Linked DNA regions of Homo sapiens: region 2 is linked to region 1. A link is a loop called in an ENCODE intact Hi-C map of the cell type or tissue named here. Cell type or tissue: tibial artery. All regions are shown on one strand. Links, peaks and the distances in the headings refer to the core of each region. The heading gives the core; the rest is flanking DNA.

What was found. Hi-C counts contacts between places; a loop is a spot of excess contacts. Peaks named below come from ENCODE experiments on the same cell type or tissue, not always from the same donor. Only the 100,000 strongest peaks of a DNase experiment are listed, where the experiment ranks them.
Region 2: a loop joins it to region 1, with 2.3 times the contacts of the local background. A loop is called at or near these places in 3 of 110 quality-filtered maps.

What each region holds. Positions count from the first base shown.
Region 1 is chr11:95,641,136-95,652,801 of GRCh38, reverse strand. No RefSeq gene overlaps it. Among named protein-coding and RNA genes, the nearest start is that of FAM76B, 140 kb to the left of the region's middle. In tibial artery, for the core only: a CTCF peak has its summit at 5,090; a DNase peak (open chromatin) is centred at 5,289; H3K27ac peaks cover 7,845 bases.
Region 2 is chr11:95,555,025-95,566,690 of GRCh38, reverse strand. No RefSeq gene overlaps it. Among named protein-coding and RNA genes, the nearest start is that of FAM76B, 230 kb to the left of the region's middle. In tibial artery, for the core only: no CTCF peak of the experiment used is centred there; a DNase peak (open chromatin) is centred at 6,608; H3K27ac peaks cover 6,219 bases.

The DNA.
Region 1 (11,666 bases), core at 1,277-9,276:
AGCAAAAACCAGTGCAGTGCTACTGGAAATAACATGCCTCGGTATTTCAGGGTGAATGAATTCATAGGTTTGTTGGTTCTGGATTAATTACTATCAATTGATAGTCTTAAATAGACATATATTGAGTACTGCTGGGTGGTATTCATGGAGCTAAAACTGGCAAATAACATGCAGATAGATATTGGGTCAAATTCTATCCTTTTCCTTATTTCTAAAAAAGACTTCTTGTATAAAAAGGGTAAGGCAGGGGTTGCTTTCAAGTGGAATTCTTGCTAAGTATTTGCTGTTTAGAGTAGTCCATCTGTTTAATAATTACCATTAACTGTACCTAATTTTATGGTGTAAAACTCATATTGCAGGCAAGCAGGTAGCATATCTACAAAGGTTGTGTCCATATGTTGTACTGTTGGGGTGTGCGGGTGGTGGTCAGGAAGGGAATGTTGAACTTTAGTGTCAGATAGCCCTGATAGAAATCAGGCCGTTGATATCTTGTGACTGTGTGTTGTTCCTTTGAGTTGATCTCTGGGACCAGTGCCAGAAAAATAAATGAGAACCAGAGACCAAATTAAATGTTGCCTGATCATTATGTCAAAGACAAAAGCAGGAAGATAAAAATCTCAAAGCCAAATAGATCCAGGACAAAGGGGAAATAATGGCAGCTGTAGCCGCAGTTTGGAACTAAGATGTGGAACAAATGAGGCTGAACTTACTGACCATCTGTTCAGAAGCAGGGGGAGCCTCAGAAAATACACTGGGCTGGAGGTCTGGTGATGAGCTTCCACTTTCTTGCTCAGTTTCTTATTGGTGGGGTGACTTGGAGAGAGTTCTTTCAGAATTTCAGTCTCCTCATCTGTTAAACGGAGATGATACCCCCCTTTATACAAAATCAGCATGTTAGTTCTCTAGAAGCTTTACCAATTTTACCAACTACCTCACATCATGAGCACCCAACTTCCAGCTTCAGTGACTTTCCAGCACCTCCCGTCATTGCTAGATTCCTGTCCATGGTAGGCATTACTGTGGTACCTTAGCAGAAAAATACAATGCAATAACAAGAATACAGAATTCCTATTAAATCATCCCAGAGTTCTAATCCTTCCTCTGCTCAAGGATGATCTTGACAAATTACTTATTTTCTTTGGGCCTCAGTTTACCCAAACTCATGGATTGTTGTGAGGATTAAATGAGATGCTGTTCACAAAGTACTTAATAAAATGTCTGGTATATATAGTAAGATACTGCTAAATATGTGTTATTAGTGTTGATAATATTGTTAAAGTATTCATTTTAAACATTTAAAAACATATTTAAATGTATATTGAGCATGTGTCAAAGATTTAACCAGCAAAGAGAAAAGCAACAGGATTGGTAAAGGAGACTCTGAGAGAAAGAAGTATATATAGTTTGTGAAAGAATGAATGCTCAAATAAGGTTGGTAAGTTACATACAAAACTATACACGTCCTAGGGGGCCAATAAAATGGTAGCCTCTGAGGTTATCTTTTTCACTGGGCAATTATTATTTTTATCCTCACTGGACAAAAATATCTCACAATTGATCAATCTTCTACAAATTAACAACTATACACAGAATATGAGCCCTAATTAATAATAAATATGAAGTCGAACTAAATGACAGCCCTAGAGAATCAGATAACTCGCAGCAGGGTTGTTAGAAAATTCTCTAATAGATGACAAGAGATCTTGCAGTGCTCTTCTTGTCTTATTTTAAAGTTCTGGATAATTATTTTTGCTTTGAGTGTGGCCAGTGGGTCACTGGCCAGTCTGAGATGTTGGTCTTCTGGAACCTAAGCTTTGGATGTCAAGTTAAAATTTCCTACCCCATGAGTCTTTGTAACCAAATTAAATCACCATAAGTATTGTTGGATTTGAAACTTTTGCTGGCATTGGGAGATGAGGAATGGAAAAGCTATAGGAGCCTGGAAATTAAAGGTGTGACCTTTTCTCTTGGGCTTTTAGAAATGGAGCATGTTTCCCATCTGCATGTAAGCATAAAATAATAATAATGTTACTATCTGACCAACGTATTACTTAAACCTCAGCTGTTATCCTTCCCTCTCTATCCTCTTTAGATGAATTTCCTGTTTGCTTTTTAAATCCTTTCATTTCCCTTTATTCTTTATCTCCCTAGTTCATCTTTCCCTCCTCATGTCCTATCCTTCCCAGGTCATTATATTTACTTCAAGCAGCTTCTCTTGTTTTATGACCCTTACCTCTTAGAGTGGTTGAAGGCAGAAAAAAACTGTTTTCTTTTCCCTCGCTTCTCTGATTCCTTCCTTCAGTTTGCTTTTATGGTATCTAACCCCCAGCTGTTTCTTTGGTTGTCACTACCCAGGCCCTTTGTTCCTCAATTCCTTCCTTTTGGCCATTTCACATATTCTTAGGCCATAGAGGGTGGACAAAAGGGGAAATGAAATCAACATACATTTTAGAGGAGAATCTTTGATTATTCTTTAATCCAGGATGCCACATTTAATACATTAAATGAATTAAATTATTTTATTACTTTTAAAATCTGTAAAGACAGTGATTCCAGCATAGATTTTTAAATAAATGCTTTCCCATAAGATTGCCTCGTTAATATAAGTATTTTCATTTCTGTATTGTTTGTCTGTTTTTGTCTCCTGATATACACGCTTTTTGCATGATTGTATTTGTCATGTACCTACATATAAAACATCTATTTAAGCTTGTGGCATATCTTGTAGATGTAGTAAGGAGTAGCCTGTGGGCCTGGAGACCTTTTGGTATGAGAGGCAGAGACCAACCAGCAGAAAGCTGAGTCTATCCTCACGGAGGGTGTCATTGTGTTTGAATTACATTGCTCTGCACACATGGTCGGGATACAGGTCTGCCTTCCACAAGTGTGGCAATCAGCAATGGACTTGTTTTCTAATTCATTTAGAGCAGAAGGGCAAGCTAGTTAATAAAGAGCGTTCTAATACATGAAAAAAGAAGCTCCATTGCTTGAATAAAAAGTGGCACGTGTTGTATAGCAGTGAGAGTCTGAGTTCTGGAGTGAGATCCAAGTTTAAGTCCTGCCATTTGCTAGTTGGGTAATTTTGAGTAAGATACTTAACTCAAAGTTCTCCAGGCTTTGATTTCTTTTTCTGTAAAATGGAGATATTAATCGAGACATTAATTACTATTTTGGGGATAAATTAAAGATACTATTTGTTATATATACTTTGTGACAGGATACATGTTATCATAAATGTTAAGGAAATGTTGTAAATCTTAGGTAACCACTTGCTTTTCTGTTCTTCGATGTTTGCAAGGAGGAAAACATTTTTCAAGATATGTTACTAGTCTGTATTATCATTTTCTTTTTTTTTCACAATCCTTTCCAATTTGCAAGTGGATATCTGCTGGGCAAATGGGAGTAAGCGAACCAATAATTAATTTAAAAAAATGTTACTGATATATAAATAGATTGATAGCTTAGTGAGGCGGCACAAAGCTCAGAAATAAACCTACATTTGTACAGAAGTTTAGTATGTGATAAAGGTGACCATTTGAAATCAGACGGCATTTGGTTGAAAGTACACTCTTGTATGACGTATGAAATCCCCACATGTTCTGCCACCATTATTTAAAGAAGAGACATGAATTTTGTCTTTAAAAAATTAATAAATTATTACAGGATGGCGAACTGAATCGTCTTCTTAAATCCTCAATATAATCAGAGAAAAGAAACTTTGAAGTCAGTACATCCATAACAATGCTGAAAATTGAGAAAGAGTGATATAATGAATAGAAACTTAGAAGAATTTCTGAATAATTGAAAGAAAATGGAGATCAGATTAATGAAAATATTAAGACTATCCAGATATTCGAGGAAAAGCAGTGATAAAACATAAAGAACCTAGAGGTAGAGGAAAAAATCAGAACCAGTGACCCAGGAAACAGAAGAGAACTTTAAGAACATTTAATGTTATAGGTAGAGACATTTAAGAGAATATTGCCACCTCAAAATAAAAACAGGCTGCAATGAAGGAGGAAGAATAAAGAACAGCTCTTATAAATAAAAATCAAGATTGCTAAATTTTTAAATAGAAGACCTGAAGACCAAATTATAGATCTCAAAGATGAAGATGATAAAATTTCCAAAAATGTAGAGAGCAAAGGGGAAAAAATTATGAAAGAAAAATTAGAAAGCAAGGAGATCATATCTAGAAGTTCCTGTCTGTTCATAGTATTTAAAATGGTTAAATGCTCCTGGGAATAGACTGATAGATTAGTGTGGCAGCATGGAGTTCAGCAACTGATCTGCATTTATATGGAGATTTATATATGATAAAGGTGGCATTTTTAATCAGTGGGCATTTGGGGAAATAGGGCTTATTGGTCTTTTGGAACATTGTTAGTGCCCTACTCCACTCCTAAGTTATTTGATTAAATGGAAAACTGATGCAGATATGCCAGAAGCTCTTGTAACCAATGCTTCCAGTTTGTAAAATTTTAATGTTTATTTTCTTCCATCCTAAAAGTAGACTTCACATTCCAAGGGAAGGGGAAAATGGAGTAGAATGCAAAGGGAGGTTTAAGTTCTGCTTTAGCAGGCATGAGTAGGGAAAAATAAACAGTTGGGGAATTTTTCCAGTCCTGTCTGCTGTTCTGCTCCATTAATGATAGGCTGTTGCTCTTTTACAAAACTAAAGAATAGGCACTAGGATGCAAATCTCATTCTCTTCCAGTTTTCAGCTTTCCTTGAGAAGAGGGATCCACGAATATTCCCCAGACAACTTACATAACCTTGCTCAAATAGAAGCTCAGAGTTGCGGAGTGCAAAATGAAAGAAAAAGGCATAAGGTTGCCTCAACCATTTTGTGAGCTGAGAGCAGAAAGGAAACATTGATTTTATGTCTTACATATTTCATGTGCATTAGAAGGAGGGAGTGAAAGCCTGACATGATGCTCAGTCAAGGGACTAGATTTACCATTTACTTAAACTAGCGTGTGTAGGTTCTCCACAGTAATTAAACTTAAATTTGTGTTTAACTTTTAGCACATTAATGTAAATACATTCTAAGTCATCAAATGCCTACCTTAGTACTGCCACATAATTTCTGTGTTGGAGTTGGCTTTTGTGTTTACAACTTTATTGGCCTCAAGTGGAAAGGAAAAGAACAGAGAAAAAAATAATATATTAGGGAAGGCCAATGGCATCATGATGCAAGCTATGAGTAAAAGTTTCACAGTAACTTAAATAAAGAACTGTGATGGGAACATTAAGTTCTCTCAAGCACACAGTAGCATAGGCTGCCAAACCAAAAACATTCCTGCTCTGGCATTCAGGACCATGGTCACAGAGAAAGGAGTGATTTTTATTTCAGCAAGTAACATCCTCTGTCACATTAAATTAATAGAGGTAATGTGAATTATATTGGTTCTGTAAGTTCATAGTTGGGTGCGCATAAGAAATTTATACCTAGGTTTATGTTTGCACTTCTATTTAAATAGCATTATGATAAAAATAATTTAATTAAAAGTAAACACTAGTGTTATGAGTACTAGTATTTTTATTAGCCAGGACACACATAAAATTTGATCATCACTGACCTTAGTAGTTCTGCCAGGCTACAAAGGTGGTTGCACAGGGCTGAGCTGGAATAGAAACTAGGGCTCAGGTAATTTGGTCTCCCTGTTTCTTCATGAGACAAGCCCTCCTTAGGCTGTTCTCTTTAATTTCTAGCCCATTCTTTTTCATGTTTTAATTTTCTATTCACGAGTAAGTCTCTCTTTCCTTGGTGTTTACTTAGTAATGTGTGCTTCTTAGCAGATGGGAGAACGGGGTTTTTTGAAAGAGCAGGGCTTGGGGTTTCTGGTGAGAAAAAAATGGGAGCTAGCTCAAAACCAAGTAGACCTAGTGGCACATAAACACGATCCCAGACAGTTCCAGAAGCCTCTAAAATAATCCCAACCATTTTGTGGGCAAGACAAGTGCTCTGGTGAGAATTATGACCACTCCCAGACAACTAACAGTTGGCAAAAATCCTTCCCTTTAAGACAAAGAACCCATGGCTCCTGGAGCTCGTATGGGGTGAGTGTTAATCAGATGGAAAGATGGTGCATGGTTCAAATTAAACTAGAAAAACGATCAATGAATTTATGATGAGAATATAAGTATATTAAGCAGATAAAGAGCTCTTGGTTGCTGATTAGTGCATTCCCTCCCTATAGTCATTTGTGATAAGAATGTTACATGGTGGACATGTAATCAGAATCAGGAGAGTTAGATAAGTTGCCTGTCTAGTTAGATCAGAACATGATGGACTGAGGCAGCCATCTGTTTTCAGGGGTGCACACTTGGCACAGAGACCTAATACTCTTCACAAACCAAGGGGCCCTCTCTTCTAGACAGGGGTTGAGTGAGCACAGCCAAATTTGCTTCTGTGTCATCTTTTTTTTAAAATATTTTCTTTTCTGAACAGTCCCTTTCTGATTGGTGTATGTTTCTCTGAATATGCTTATACTCTAAATCTGCTTATAACTAGTGCTTGCCAGCCTGTGTCTTAGTTTTTAAAGCAAACTTATATAAACCAGCTTTGAGACAGTGTGTTCATTTTATTTTTCTCTCAGAAGGTAATTGCCTTAGTTCATGTTTGCTGTTATAACAGAATACCTGGGACTGGGTGATTTATAATAAGCAGAATTGTATTGCTTACAATTCTGGAGGCTGGAAAGTCCAAGATCAAGTGGCCAGCATCTTGTGAGGACCTTCTTGCTGTATCATCCCATGGTAAAAGGCAGAAGGGCTGAGAGAGAAAGAGAGAGAGAGAGAGAGAAAGCAAAAAGGACTCAAACTCTCCCTTTTATAATGAACCCACTCCTGCAATAACAGTATTAATCCATTCACTGTGCCCTCATGGCCTAACCAACTCCCGTTAGGCCCCATCTCCCAGCACTGTTGAATTGGGGATTAAGTTTCCAACACACGCTTTTGGGGGACACATTCAAACTATAGGAGTAATTTTGTTAATTTTTTTTTTTCAAGTTCTTGGCATCCCACTGTTGCTTCAATGTACCACTTGTTTCTTTCTTTTACTTTATTCAAAAGAGATAAAACTATCCTTGAAATTCTGGAGAGCTTTGGCACCTCCAGAATTTCCATTTATGAAGGGCTTGGGGGCTATGATCTAGTGGGAATTGGGGGTGGGTAGAGTACTACTCCAAAGCTGATTTTGGGGAAAGGCACACTGCTTTATGTGGAAAGTGTATTTATTTGGCAGTAGCTTGAAGCTGTGTTTACATAGTAATCATGTTTTTACTTGAGTTAGATGTTTATTTAGAGTTGATTTGGGTTATGGGGCTGATGAAGATTATAGGCATTTCTGCCTTCCTAAGCCATCCCTTTGTTGCCAGTGTGTGATTTTGCTTTTTAACCTGGATCATAGATTGGCTTTGCAATATTCCTGGAGATGGAATTAATTAATTGGCTCTCTCCCAGCCATCTCAAATTACTTGTTTAACTTTTTTGGTTTACAGATATTTATTTGCACCTGTGTGTATTTTGTGTCCTAGTTTTGCAAATCTGCAAATTACCAACTTTGTCAGCAAATGGACAACTTTCTTCTGAAGCTATCCCCTTTGCCAGAGAGTAAACACGCTTTTCTCTCTCCATTTGCCCAATTTGACTTTAATCCCAGGAAATGTAGATAAAACCTGTGTGGGCTTTCTGGTATCTCTCAATTAACTCTTGGTAACTGCAAGCAATCCCTTGTGGCCCAGGTTTATCCTTGAATTCTGATAACAAGATCAAATGAGAAGAGGAATGCCATGAGGAAGTGACTAAAAATTACAAGGGTGTGTGTGCATGTGTAGTTTTGGACGTATATATGTTCCTTTTAATTATACTTAGAAGTCAATATGAATTATATTGTCAGTTGCTTGAGTGACTCATGGCCTTTTCTCAATTCATCAATATAGTGCATAAGTTACTATTGCTCTTGTTACAAATTATTACAAATTTAGTGGCTTAAAATAACATATTTATTATCTAACAGTTCTGAAGGTCTGAAATCCAAAATAGGTCTCATTAGGCTAAAAGCAAGATGCTAGCAAGACTGTGTTCCTTTTGGAGGCTCCAAAGGGCAAATTCATTTTCTTGCCTTTTCTATCTTCTAGAGGCTTCCCATAGTCCTTGGCTCATGACCCTCTTTCTCCACCTTCAAAACCAGCAATGTTGGGCTGAATCCTTCTAATGTTGCTGTCTCTCTTGTTCTCTTCTATCGTCCTCTTCTCCTTTTAAGGACTCTTGTGATTACATTGGGTTTGCCTAGATAATCTAGGATAATGCCACTATTTTAAAGTCAGCTGATTAGCAACCTTAATTGCTTCTGCAACTTTAATTATCACTTTCCTTCTAACCCTCCATACTGACATGTTTCAGAAATTATAGCACAGACATCAGCCATCTTTTGGAGGTGGAGGGTACTATTGTATCTACCACACGTGAAATGTCAAAACAATCTCTAAACATTTCAGTGTTAGTACCCCTGCTTCCACATTCTTTAACCTAAATGTATATCAATGTTTTTGTATGTGTGAAGAGCCTATGAATGTGTGATATGTTTTCATAAATACTCTCATTGAAATTCTTTCCTGCTGTTGTAAGTGCCATAGTAATGTGACTTCTCATCAAAGGCAACCCTTTTCAGTGTTTGATTTGAGTGTCACTGAAAATGCTCCTTGTCCTTTTTTATATTTCTCCCTTGTAGGCCTGCCACAAGTACATAGAATTTCTAGCATTACTTCTTTGGGTTAGAAAACTGTGTCTTCAGTTGACCCTTTCAAAATTCAACTATGAAACTTGGTAGCATATAAACCTACTGCCACAGTTAAAACCTTGGTATTTATTAATGTGTCAGAAAAATTAGATGGCTACCTGATAGGATGCAGGGCAGGTAAATTTGGAGCTTGGGAAGTTGGAAAGACATAGATGTGCAAGGCTATTGCATTACAGAATGATGTTTATGGTTGGTACGGCCTTGGGGAGAACTATTGATTCATAAATTCAACAAATAGTGCTTACTCTGTGTAGTAACTGTGCAACATATTGGAGTTTTAAAAGTCAACAAAGTATCTAGTTGCTTCCCTCTCAGACATTAATTTATGGGCACTCATTGGGATACAATGAAAATACATTTATTTTTCCTGGGCTTAAGCCCTTGTTCCTTCATTAAGTATGAGGTTTTTCCACAGTTGCATAGAACTTTGCATGCAGTAGTTGTAGGCTTACCACATATCGTCATGGACTGCTGACTTGTGTAGCACGAGTGACACAGTATAAGTGCACCTCGACTTTTATCAGGAACATCTTACATTAGTGTTGTGTAAGCTGTACACATTATTATTATTCTGTTGCTGCTATTTTATTCTGCACACTACTTTTATTGATATGTAGATAATCCTTTGTCATAGGAGGTTGTGTGGTTGTGCTATGCATTACAGGACGGTCTCTGTCTACTAGATGCCAGTACACCCTCTAGTTGTGAGATTCAAAAATGTCTCCAGAAGTAGCCAAATGTCCTCTGGGAGGCAAAATCAATCCTAGTTGAGAAACAGTAATGTGTAGCATACAAATAGAAATATGCATAAATCTCAAGTGTGCAGCTTGACTAATTTTTATGAATACACGTCACATTCAATTCAAGAAAAAGGACATTACTAGCATCTAAGATCCTCTCCTTTTAACTCCTGTTATTTTCCAACCAAGGATAACCACTGTTCAGACTTCTAATACCATAGTTTTGCCTGTTTTTAGACTTGAAGTGAATGTAAATATGTGGTACAGACTCTTTTGTGTCTGTGAGGGTCATTCCTTGTGCTGTATGTTGTAATGGGTTTGTTCATTTTCATTCCTTCATACTATTCTACCATAGTCATACCACTATATATTTATCCCTTCTTCTCTTGAGAAACATTTGAATTGTTTTCAAATTTTAGCTATTATGAATAATGCTGCTATGAAGATTTATGTACATGTTTTTTGGTTCAAATCTGTTGCATATCAAAATGAAGTTGCTGAGATTTGAGTCCGTGTATTTCCAGCTTTAGTAGACACTGTCAAGGTTTTCCAAAGTTGTTCTAACAATTTTATTTCCAGGAGCAGTATTTGGGTCCACTGATCCATCATTGCCACATTGCCAATTACTTGGTGTTGTCTATTTTTGTTGTTTTCAAAAATTTGGCCATTCGGGTACATATGTAGTCTTACGGCATTGTGGGTTTTGTTTGCATTTCTCAGATGATAATTGAGATTCAGCATGTTTTCATACAATTATTAGCCATTTTCATGTTTTCCTTGTGAAAGGGTATTTTTTTTTGTCTATTTTTGTGATTGGGTAGAAAAATGATACCATCAGCTCATGTGATTATCAATCTCTTTGGCATTTTTATCTCTAAGCTTAAAATAATTTTAAAAATACACTGATTTTGTTCATCTCTCTCTTGTGAGCTTCAGCAGTACAACTCCATTCACCAGTCAGAGCTCTCCTGGATGAACTGATCGAATGGAAGCCACAAACTAGCCAAACTAAGGACATGCCTGTAGGCCTGACAGTCCTGCCAAGGAAGGTCTTGGCTGAGACAAAGTTGTAATCCTTCCTCCTCTCTCTCTTCCTTTTAGCTACAAAATCAACAGATAAATAAACATTTCTAGAATTTTCTGTCCTGGTACCATAGCTTAATACATGTTGGCCATTGGCATAAATGTTTTCCAAGATGTTTATTTATCAGATTACTTTATGAACTAATTTGCTGCTTGAAATGACTACCTAGTGAAGTAAGAATTTAATTTTAGGGAGTCTCACAGATAATAGATAAAAGGCATAGTCTTCTGTTCTTTTCCTTCATGCCATTGGTAAGAGCTGTAAGACCAGTATTTTCCTTCCTCATTGGTTTTTGGCCACCTTTGCTGGTGCAACATCACATGCAATATAAAGCCTAAATCACCTTTCTTACTCTCAGGCTTCCTCACGAAACCAAAGCCTACTTGTGCAATGTTTCATTTTTACTTTCATGCACCACATCCTCCTCCTGCCCTTATTACATAACTGTTGAGAGCCCTATGTACTCGTTCCACCTCAGGCTATGTCATCACCTCAAGCCTTGGATGCTGTCCATGTTTGGATGGGCAACCTCCAAGGTGCATTTCATCTGCCCATGCTGTGCTTAGTGCCGCCAAATGTAGGGCCCCTGCCAGTGATGCATACTTAGGCTAATGGCCTATGGGCTTCTGGGAAACAAAAGGGCAGGTAATGGAGGGCAGCCATCAGAAATTGGCAGGAAACAAGGCTCTTTTTGAGCAAAACCTTTAAGAAGAACATGAATCAAATAGAATCTCAGAGGCTCTGGAAATATGATTGTGTTCTCATTTATATCTCTCAAGTAGAAAGAAATTGAAATAGATGGCTGGGATCCCAAATTTCCAAGTCCTTGACCTCCACTGTTGAAGGAACAGGAGGAAGAGATAATAGCAGGGACACACAGGGCAAATGCGCTCTGTTGCCCTTTATAAAACTTTAGTTTCAAACCTTATGTTCTGAAACAATAACAAATAGGCCAATTTTTCCTTCTATAGAGCAGTGCTTTTTGAATTTAAAGTTGGTGATTATGACTTCCTTGAGTTGTCTAATGAACATT
Region 2 (11,666 bases), core at 1,888-9,887, 87 kb after region 1:
GACATTTTAATTCCTGGAGCAACTTAGATTGCAAAAGGTTGAACATTTCCTTCTGTTACTCTTTTAAAAATTAATAATCCTAGTGCCTGTGGTTTGTGAAGTTTTATGAGAAGCCACGAAGAGAAGCTGTAGTATGAAAGGATGCTTATTAAAACCTACATACATTATGTATGAATTTGCACTTTTTTTGACCTCCTCTGCTGGAACTGTCCCAATCCAGATTACACCAGGCTGAGCTGCAAAACTCAGAGAAAACTACAAACCTTTTTAATTGGGGCATTAGGAAGTTTCAAAACACCAGTTCAAGAAAGCCTCTCAAGGCTTTAAGTTTCTCAAAATATATAAGCCAAGTTCTTGTGCAAATGCCATGTTCCACCCTGAGAAAGATAGCTGCAGTAACATTGAGCATGTCAGGCTGGCAGCCTCTCAAAAACAAGGATAGAAAGCCTGATTTTGTAGTCTTTATGAAATCAGCAAAATTAGGAAAATAATAAATGCATGGAATAGGGTTCTTCTTTGAGTTTATAAACTATAGATTCTCCATTTATCAGGCTTAGTGGACATAAATGAATAGTTGGTTAGTATAAAGGGAAGATAAAAGTAACATGGAAAGAACAGATGCTTTTTTTCAGGCACATTTAAAATTCTCAGAACCAGCTGGTTTGGAATTCTGGAAGAAGCCTTAATCTTTTAATCTGGTGAAAGGCATCTTTGCAGCTTGAAAGGTACAGAGACAAAAGGGGCTGCTTGTCTTCTCTAATAGCTGAAAGCTCCCATTTGGTGAGAAGGGGATGGTTTAAATCAGGCACGCAAAAATAAATTACTGAAACACCCACCTCTTCTCCTACTCAACTGCCTGAGCCAGGAGTTCAGGCTGGCAGGCACCCTCAGAGAACAACTCAGAGAAGATGTAACTATGGTGGGGCATTGATAGTGGTGGTAGAGGAAGGTCAGTCAGGGGTCAAGGCATTTTGCACATAAACACGTCCCCACCCCTGGGCAATAGGAAACTTTTCTTAGAGACCTAAGTACATATGAGTCAAAGATAAGCATCAAATCTCTGAAAACACAATTTTGAAAAATGCATTTTGGATTTTCTGTAGATCCCAAAGCATATTTGACCCAATTCCTAACATCATTTTCCACTCTGTAATCATTATCTGTCTGAACTTTTATATATAGCTTACATTCTGTTCTAGGTATTAGCTTGGCAAAAAGACTCTTGGAGAAATTAATTCCATCTTTTTTTTTTTTCAGTAAGAATTACTGAAAATACTAGGCACTGCACAGAGTGGTCAGGACAGAAATTAATCAACCCAGTTCTGCCCTGAAGGAATTAAAAGTTCAGTGGAAAAACATAAGCACAAAATTAATTAAGGATTCCGGTTAAAAATCCCTGATGGATACCACTGGTTTATCTCCTCTCCTTCCTCAAATCCTGCTAAAATTACATAATAATAAAGGAATAGAAACAGGTATTAATCCACAGGGGAAAAAGGAATAGAAGAAGAGACAACAGTAAATGAACAAATTCTCAAACTAAAGAAAGTAGATAGAAGAGAAGTAGCAGATTTAGAGGAATGGAAGATATTACCACCCAAAGGCCTGCTGAAGCTGAAAGGAAGGGAGAGATTTTCCCATACATTGTTACGGATACATATTGGGAATTGGCAGTGGGGACATCAGACATGACTACTGATTGCACTTTATTATTATTATTATTATCGAGACAGAGTCTTGCTCTGTTGCCAGGCTAGAGTGCAGTGGCGCAATCTTGGCTCACTCCACCTCCCTGGTTCAAGCGATTCTCCTGCCTCAGCTTCCCGAGTGGTGTGTGCCACCACGCCCAGCTAATTTTTGTATTTTTAGTAGAGATGGGGTTTCACTATGTTGGCCAGGATGGTCTCGATGTCTTGACCTCGTGATCTGCCCTCCTTGGCTTCCCAAATACAGGTGTGAGCCACCACGCCCAGCCACTGACTGCACTTTAAATGTATGACCACCAACCACTACTTTGCACTTTTTATAATGGTACTATTAGCCTTGGATGATGGCTAATCACATACCAAATGAATTTCACCCATTCTAGGAACAATGGAGCAGTGAGTGGAAGGAAGCTGGTGAGAAAGCACTTTCATTGGTTTGTATGGCAGAAGACACCCAGCTTCATTTGTGCCTAAACTGAAAGTGAGCTGATTTGGCTTTCATCTTCCAAGGGTCCCAAGGTTGCAGCAAGCCTCAAAAAAAAAAAAAAAAAAAAGTAACTATGGAGAAACACGCTCTCTTGTTAGCATAAAATAATTAGCTAAGTACAAAGGGGAAGCAAACCAAATGGTGGAGGAGTTCCTGTTGTTTACCTCCTTTCCAATTCTGGATGATAGTTTCCAAAAGCAACAGGAAGGCAGTTTTGCCCCCAAGAATTTTCAAACCACATAAACCATTCCAAATTCCCTTTGATATGCCCCAGCTACCCAGCATTTTCGAAGAATGCAGCTCAGCTTCCTTTGCTTCTAGAAGTTATGAAGCACAGTAGCTTTAAATGGAAAGGTACATTCTCACCCCATGAGCCTGTGGAAGGCTCTGAAAAAGTAAGATAAAGGACTCATAGTTTTGCTTTGACTTTTCTTTTGTGACCCCAACTGTAAAATGTGAGAATGTTGAGTTGTGCAACTAGGGCAGGTCAGTGGGTGGTGTTTCCATTCCTGCTTTTTTTTTTCTTTTTGGACAATTCAGTAAGAAACAGATTAAATATTCATGGCTCTGTCCCTAGTCCTTTTTTGCAGACGCCAAAAGCTCTCAGGCTGTCCACAGAGACAAATGCAATTTTGCCAAATGTCTGTGGTAAGTTTTCCAAAGACGTGGAGGTGATGTGAACACCAAATCCAAATGAACATTAAAATATTTATTTTTATTAATTAAGATATTTTTCTGATTACATATTCATTGCCAGCAATTTGGGAAATTTAGACAAATATAAAGAAGGTAGAATTGATGGTAGCATGATGATTAATAAAATGTATGTGATGAGGTAAGAGAGAAGATTGAGTGAATTCTCAGGCTTCTAACTAGAACAAACTGGTGGATAGTGAAACCATTGAGATAGTGAGTACTCCAAGAGGAACATATTGGGATGAAAGATAAATTATTTAGGATATTTGGGTTTGTGGTATAAAAAGAATATCCAAATGATTAGATCTAGTAAGGAGTGGGAGAGATTGGTTAGAGCTTAGAAGAGATGAACTTCAGACACAGATTTGGAAACACTCTGAAAGCATATGGTAATGAAAACCATGGGAGTGGATGTGATATCCCAGAGCTAACGTGAAGGGTAGGAAGTAAGGCAGAGATGAGCAAGTGAAAAGGAATTCACAAAGAAGACTAAATGGAACATCCAGAGAACTAAGGTGAAAACTCAATGGGAAATGAGAAAACTAAGCCAGTCAATGTAGACAATATTTCCAAGAAACTTAGGAGCAAAGAGGAGCAGCAGGGTGGCCGGGTGCATATATGAAACTGACTCAAGAGATAGGATCTGAAATTCTCTATTCAGTCCCCTTTCATAATACAGACTAACTGAAACACTATAGATAATTCTATAGCATCAGGCTTAGCTTCTACTTCACACCCACTTGGAATAAACACAATTTTGTTTAAATCCAACACTCTACCTCCTACACACCAGCACTCATGCAGCTCCACATTGCTAGAGAAAAACACAAAATCGTAGTGATCAGCTTTACTTTAGTCTCATGAATATTAACCTCAAGCAGGTTTTAGTCCTGTCCCCACCCCATTGTATGCCCTGCTTGATTTACCCTCCCTTTCTCCTACATGACTACGCCATAGCTTCTTGTCCCTCAAAAAACCACCAACTTCTCCTACTCCATCCTCACTCTTAGCTGGAGACCTGGCTTCATATTTCACTGTGGAAAGAGAAGCAATTAGAAAAGAATTTCAATGAGCTCCAGACCACATCTCCCTATGGGTGTATAGACTCTGTTGGTTACTCTAGACGAATTGTCTAGGATTCTGTCCAACTCCTCCCTTTCAGCTCAAGATCCCATTCCATCTAACCCAGCTCCACCGCAAAGCTCCGCAGACTTTCTCCCATAATCAAGCATCTGAAAAGGTAATAACACCTGTCATCATTGGGTGTCTCCTGGACCAGCAACTGTTCTGAAGCCTGGTGCCCACACTGCATCTCCTGTCAATGATTTCCAATATAAACCCTGAATATGACCCAGGCTTATTTCTCCAGCTCCATCTTGTTTCACTCTCATCTGTGTGTTTTATGCTCCAGTGATGTAAGACTAATTATAATCTCCACCCAAGCTATCTGGTTTCTTTCCTGTGTGTCTTTGCTTCTGCAGTGTCCTTTACCTGGAATAATATTATTTATGCTCCACTCCCTGAGCCCACTTTCCCAAGCTTTCCTTCTTTGTCTGGGTAATTCCTCCCGAACATTAATACTGAGAGCTCATTCATTCATGCGTTCATTCAACTATCCTGCAAATGCTTGCCAAACATATTACGAATAAGGCATCATTCTAGGTATTTGTGAAATAGTAGCGAGTAAGATAAATATAGTTTCAACTTCTCCAATAAGACTTCCAGACCCTCCAGACTAGGTTCAGTTTTCTTTCTTTGAGGTCTCTGAATATCCTCTCTGTATATTTACCCCTCATCTATCTTATGTGATATAATTATCTGTTTATGTTCTGGTCTTTCTCATTCAGTAGATTTTGAGCACTTTGAGGCTGAGAACAGCACATTATTCATCTTTGTTGGAAAAAAATGAACATATAAAAATGCACATTTTTAACCATCGACAGTACAGAGCTTTTAATTTCTCTGTTATTGCAGTTGCCACATTTCCTGAATTTTCTATGGCAATTCTTATATTTTATTTATTTATTTATTTATTTCTGAGATGGCGTTTTGCTCTTGTTGTCCAGGCTTGAATGCAGTGGTGCCATCTTGGCTCACTGCAACCTCCACCTCCCTGGTTCAAGTGATTCTATTGCCTCAGCCTCCCGAGTAGCTGGGATTACAGGCATGCACTACCACGCCCAGCTAATTTTGTAGTTTCAGTACATTCGGGGTTTCACCGTGTTGGTCAGACTGGTCTCGAACTCCTGACCTCAAATGATCCACCCACCTCGGCCTCCTAAATTGCTGGGATTACAGGCATGAGCCACCCACCCAGCCTCATGGCAATTCTGATTTAAACTATTCTTTTCTCTTTCATTATCAGAATATGGAACTTATCAAGTAAACTGAGTTTCATTTGTGAACACACGGAGTTGTCTTATATATCACAATTTTTCATGAGGGGCTTCTTTGAGTACTGCCATCTCTTCCTAAGTCTATTAGTTCTTCTGGGGTATATTTTATACTACTAAGTTTTGTAAATTCTCTGACCTTCAGTTTCTTAACCTGTAAAAATGGGGATGATAACACCTCAAAGTTCTGCAGTAAGTATTAAATTAGATAATGTATGTAAAGCAGTTAATTAGCATCCTACCTAGTACACAGCTATTGGTAAATAAATGTTAGTTACTTCCCCCTTACTCAGCAGCTAAATTATTCATCCAAAACTTATGAAACCAAACAGTAAGTTATTTGTGTATATGTAATCTGGCTGGTACAGTGAAAGCTATGGATGCAGAAGAGCACATTAAGATCCTTACACTCTTGGTGCAAAGCCTTAGCATAAACAGAGGGCAAATCAATTCTAAGTTGTGTGGAATGCTGAACAGTCTCAGGTAGAATTTAGAGAGGAGAAATTATTAATAGAGAATCAGTGAAATTTGGCTAGACTAGGAAAAATTTATACTAGAACACAAAAGAAAGCCATAGAAAAGTATTCTAAGAGAAGAATTGTGTATTAGCCCATCTTCTGTTACTTAAAACAACATACCTGGAACTGAGTAATTTACAAGAAATGAGATTTAGTTATTACAGTTATGGAGGCTGGGAAGTTCAAGGTTGACAGTGTGCATCTGGTGAGGGCCTTCTTGCTGGTGGGGGACTCTACAGAGTCCCACAGTGGTGCAGGGCATCACATGGCAAGTGGGTTGAGGGTGCTCACATGCTATCTCTAGTCCCTCTTCCTCCTATGAAGGCATCAGTTCTCTTCTCCTGATAACCCATTAATCCATTAATCTATGAATGGATTAATTCACTTATGAGGGCAGAGCCCTTATGATCCAAACACCACTTAAAGGCACACCTCTCAATATTGCCAGGGATGCAACATGAATCTCCAACAGCAAGTTTCAACATAAGTTTTGGAAGGGATATTCAAACCCTGGTCAATGGGTTTCATTTCACGTGCCTCCTGAAGTGTTTGGCTGTGATGAGAAGGATGGTGAGCCCCAGCTCAGGTCCTGGGAGAAGGAATGCCCTGATGGATTGTCAGTGCCTGTTGTGACTATGGAGTGGGCTTCTGCAGGAGCAAGGCAGCAGGCTATTTGCTAAGGCTGCCCCCGAGTATCACAGAATGGTGAAGGAAAGCTATTTTTAGCTGTCCTCCTCAGAGGCTTTCCCTTCTGTTTTGATTTTTGGTTCCCTCATACTCTGGCTTATAAATCACCTCACTCTCCGACAGGCTGGTTGGGCAGGACTTGCTGCATTCTGGGAGCTTGGCAAGCTCACTGTCACAATTCTTGCAAGTTACAAAAGGTGAGAGTTCTGGCCAGTGAAGAGGTAAGGCTTGGGAGGGTGTCAGTGGCCGTATAAAGTAGCGTTATAAAGTGTCTGACTATTCCTGTTTTAAATATGCCACATTGTAAAAAGTAATGGCAAAATTATTAATCCCAAGAAGGCTTGCCTGTGGTCTTTTGTGTGGAATAAGCTGGCTTACCTAACAGTGGCTATTGACTTTCATGCTGACAAGCCTGGAACCTGGAATATTCTGCCATCTTTTAAAGCCTTCCCTAATGGTCTTTGAAATTATGATATCTGATTAGGCAGCTTTTGTGAGGAAGATCGAGTCACTTCAAATGCGGCTAGAAGGGAACTCAAAGGGTTACTTAGCACTGAGCCATAGCAGTAAGAAAAGAATCTAAATTAATCTTGTTAAAAAGTTCTAGAAAATTTTAAATTTTGATATCTCTCTAAAAGACATTTATGCTCCATGAGGAATACAGAGTTGGGCCTCTGAGAAAACTGAGCAGAAAATCAGGTCACAGAACTTGCTATAGGACTTTATGAAGGGTCCATATTAATTCTCACATGTATGCATGTCTATGTGTAGGGTCTATGACACATCAGCTGCAAGGAAGGAGCTGCATTTTTCTTGTCCCCTCACAGATGGCATCATAAAACAATTTATTCAATATACTATTAGAACCTATCAAGGTGGCCTAATGTTCCCCAAGCAAACCTACAAAAAGTAATCGTCACTCAAAGAAGAAGAAAGAGGAAGAGGAGGAAGAGGAAAGAAAAAAAAGAAGAAAGTTAAATTGCTATGGGAGCAGACAGAAAAGAATGTCTGATGCTCTGCTGGGAGATAACGTTTCCAGATGTGAAAGTACAAACTTACCAGGTGGATATCGGAGTGGATGGTGTGGGTCTGAATTCCAGAAAGAGGAGCAGCTGGTGCAAAGGCCTGGATGTGTGATGGAGCCCAGTGTGTTTCGCAAGGCTGGAACAAGGGGAATAGCAGGGAAGTTGTGAGAGACAGAACCAGAGAAGATATTCTTAGGCTCAGGCCTACCATAGAAAATAGGAAATCCAGAAGCCATTCCTGCTCTGTTATACATGTAGCTGACTCTCTTTTTCCTATTCTTCTTGCTCTTTCTCTACTCTTCATACCAACAGTGCCTTCAACACTGTTGAATTATCACGACATTGTTATGACAGCTGCCCAGTAACCATTGTTCTTTAGTAGCAGTGACCTAATTTCCCCTGGAGAACCATCCATTTCTCACTCTCTTACCATGGAGTTTGGATGTAGCTGGGCTCATCTCCTAACTCTTAAGTTGGGTCCTGAACCTAATGTTGGGAATCTTTCTGCCTCTTTAGAGGAAGAAGTACTCCATAAATCACACCACCCTCCTGTCTTTGGGGTAGGTGGACTGAAAGATGTTAAGCCTGGAGGTGCTCTTAATTATATTTGCTGCCATTTGAAGAACTGGCCTGAGAATAAAGCAATGTTGAGGACAATAGAGCCAAGAGATGGAGAAAGACAAATGACATTTGTTTTTTGAGTACCTGGATCTAGCTATGGATGAAGCCACTTCAGCTCCTTGTTTTTCTGTAACATGAAACAATCCTGTTTACAATTAGATACATGTTACCTGCAAACACAGTGGCCTCTAAGGCCCTAGCTCCCTATCACCTCAGTGACTTACAGTGCCTTGGAGCATTTGATAACTTGATTCAACTCAAGAACCTCAGTCTTAGAAATCGTTAAGTGCTCCGAGGAGAACAGTTACTCAAATGGGACATGTTTGGCCTTTATGGCTCCAAGTGCCCTCAACTATTCTGACTCCCTACCCTGCATCTGTTCTTTAATAAATGCTTGCCGGGGACATTCATATGGAAGAACTGTCCAACTCTGAGGCTAAGAACTCCAGCTGTAAGTGATAAGGTTCCTTCTGAGGATGCATCAAGAGCATGCCAGCTCTAGGGGTCTTGCTACTTCCACCATGCCCTCTGGTCACCTTAGTTCTAGGCAGCTACTCTTTAGTTTACTCATCCTAATTTCCTCATCCTGGTTAAAAACATCATTATTCTTGCTGGAATATCAACTACTGGCTGACAGCAGTTATCACTCAAGCCTGCCTAACCACTTAAGCTAGAAAGATTAAGAGGAGTTGGAATCCAACAGACTTTAGTTCAAATCTGGGTTAACCAAATAATTCATTATTTGACTTTGGGCAACTTCTTAGCCTCTATGAGCTTTAGTTTCCTTATCTATAGAATGGGGCTTATAATCAGTACCCAATGCAAGTAATTGTTGTTTGGACTAAATACAATCTAAACAACAATAATCATGGTACACCAAGCCTGTCACTCCAGTTTATCATAATGTGACTTCTACTTGATTTTCCCATCTTTCTCCATGATTCCTTCCCCATTCTTATGGAAACTTCCTCATTCTTATGAAACTGCATCAGTTCCAACCTCACAGATGCAGTCACCAATCTGAATGTGCATGCACAGCTCCATCACTGTGACTTTGACTCTATAGTTCCTTTCACCTGAAATGTCCTATTATCCTTCTTCAAGACTCAGCTCAATTTTACCTCTTCTATGAATCGTTCTTTTACCAGGTCAGCTCCTAACTCTTTGATCTCCTGGAGAACTTATGGCTGAAAGCTATCCATTTATCATCCCGTTTTGAACATTTGCTTTCTTTAATATTTTGTATCCCCAACTAGATTGCACCCTCCCTGACCCAGTGTCTTACACATAGATGGCACTCAACAAATATTTGCTAAATGCTTTATTTTCCTTTTATGTCATTGGGTAACACTGAAATTCTAATAACTAAATGTAAAAAGACAACCTACCTCCCCAGCACCATAACCACCACAAAAGGCTGTACAGCTTAAGTTAAGGCCTGTCTTCTGCTTTTGAATTTGCAATTGGAAACATATGGTGATTTGGAACATAGCCATTTTTTTTCTTTTTTTTTTCTGTCTAAAGAAACCTTTAAAGCCTCACTAAATATGTCAAGAAACAGCAATGAAAATGTCAAGAAATTGTAATATTGCTTATTGCAAAACACACACACACACACACACACCCCACTGCTGATGTGTTTATGAAGTTCCAAGTTGAAAAAACAAGGGCTAATTTTAGATTCTGGTTTTTTCCTTCAAGTCATAATAAGAAAAAATACAAACATCAACTGAAACCCCAGTGCACAAAACCTCTTAGTCATACCCAGTAGGCACTTTCAAAAACCAATTTTCTAGAGAAAGGATTGTAATTCGTAGCTCATTGAATCACGAATCCTGCTGCCCTGATGAATAGAAGGGATTGAAAGAACCACCACTGGAGTCCTGTGGCCCAGTCTTGAATGCAGATGTCAAAAATGGGAGCCACGACTTGGATGTTGTTTTCTCACACATTTTCCAGCTCGTTGAAACCCTGCAGTGCTTAAGATGACTTTGAAGACCCCAACTCAGGAGAAAATGAGCAACCCAGTTCTCAGTGACAGGAATGCCAATCTTTTGACATCCTGATAATCATCACAGCAATCAGTGGGGAATCAGGTATTGAAACTTAGACTTCACTGGGGAAATTCCCATCCAGTGCAGAGGAGTCTTTATTAAGAAAGCTCTGACTTTCTAAACACTCTGGTATCAGTAGCTCAATTCTCATTGCGGAAGACAGAGTGGGGAGGCAGAGTGATTGTTTCTGGATAATCCTGCTTTCTCCAGGGGGAATTCCTGACTTCTGGGCTACTGGTGTCCCAGAAGCAATGCCATCCTCTCCAGAACCATCTCAGAAGAATGACATCATCATGCCCTTACTCTTTGTTCTCTCATTTCCCTGCTTTCTTATAAACATCAGTAAATATATTAAAGCCAAGGCCAACAGAACCTTCAAAAAGATGTCTGTGTGTCATAGAATCATGGATCCCTTATGTCTTTACTGGAACTTGCTTTTTTTTTTTTTTTTTACTGTAATCACTGGGGCTTCAGTGATAAGATACCTTCATCACTAGCCAAAACATTATTCAAGAACCAGTCGAAATCTCGGATTCTTTATGAGCCCTTCCTCGGCAACTTTGGTCTTCTGGGAACCTTCTCTCCTCTCAGCCTTAGAAAACGTATTGATTAAACCTTCATTTGTTATTCACTGTGAACTTCTTTATTTTTTTGTGTGGGCAAGACTTTTCTTCTCAAATCGGTAGTGTCTTGTCTTATTTTATCATAAAGTTTAACAGAACCCTGAAGCCAGATGATCTGCGTTCCAGTGTGGCTTTGACACTTTCTAGGTGTGCAACACTGAGCAAGTTACCTAACTTCTCTGTACTTCACTTTCTTTATCTGTAAAATGAGGCTAGTAATGATATCTATCTCATAGAAAGGTAATGAATATTAAAGCAGTTAATCGATGTGAACTGTGTGGAACAGGCCTAGGAGACAGTAAGCACTAAATAATGCTATATATTAACTCCCTCAATACCTCTCACAGCAGTCCATACCATAGCTGATTCATTCATTTAACAAATGTGTATTGAGTGGCTACTATATTTCAGGGACCATTTTACAAGTTAGTAATGCAGGGGTGAACAAAGTTGATGAAGCTATTTCTCATGGAATCTACTCTCCAGAGAGACATATAATAAATAAATAAATAAATAACATGGTAAAACATAATTTAATACAACATAATAGGATATGGTTTCAGATAATGTTGTGAGCACTGGAGCAGCAGCATAGGGGATAAAGTGCGATGGGGGACTAGTCTACGAGAGGGTGGGGACACATTTTAAGTATTCACTAAGCATTTAATTGCCAAATCTGGAGAAAGAGGCTCACTGGCAACCCATCGGAAAGCTTGAAGCTGTGCATGACATGTTCCTTTCTGAATGTCCAATTAGAAAGAAGACTGTGAAGAAGGAAGTAAAATGGTAAAGTAAGCTAAATGTGTCCTGGGCAGCACATCTCCTGACTTGACATTATGTGTCCCTTCCTCTAATT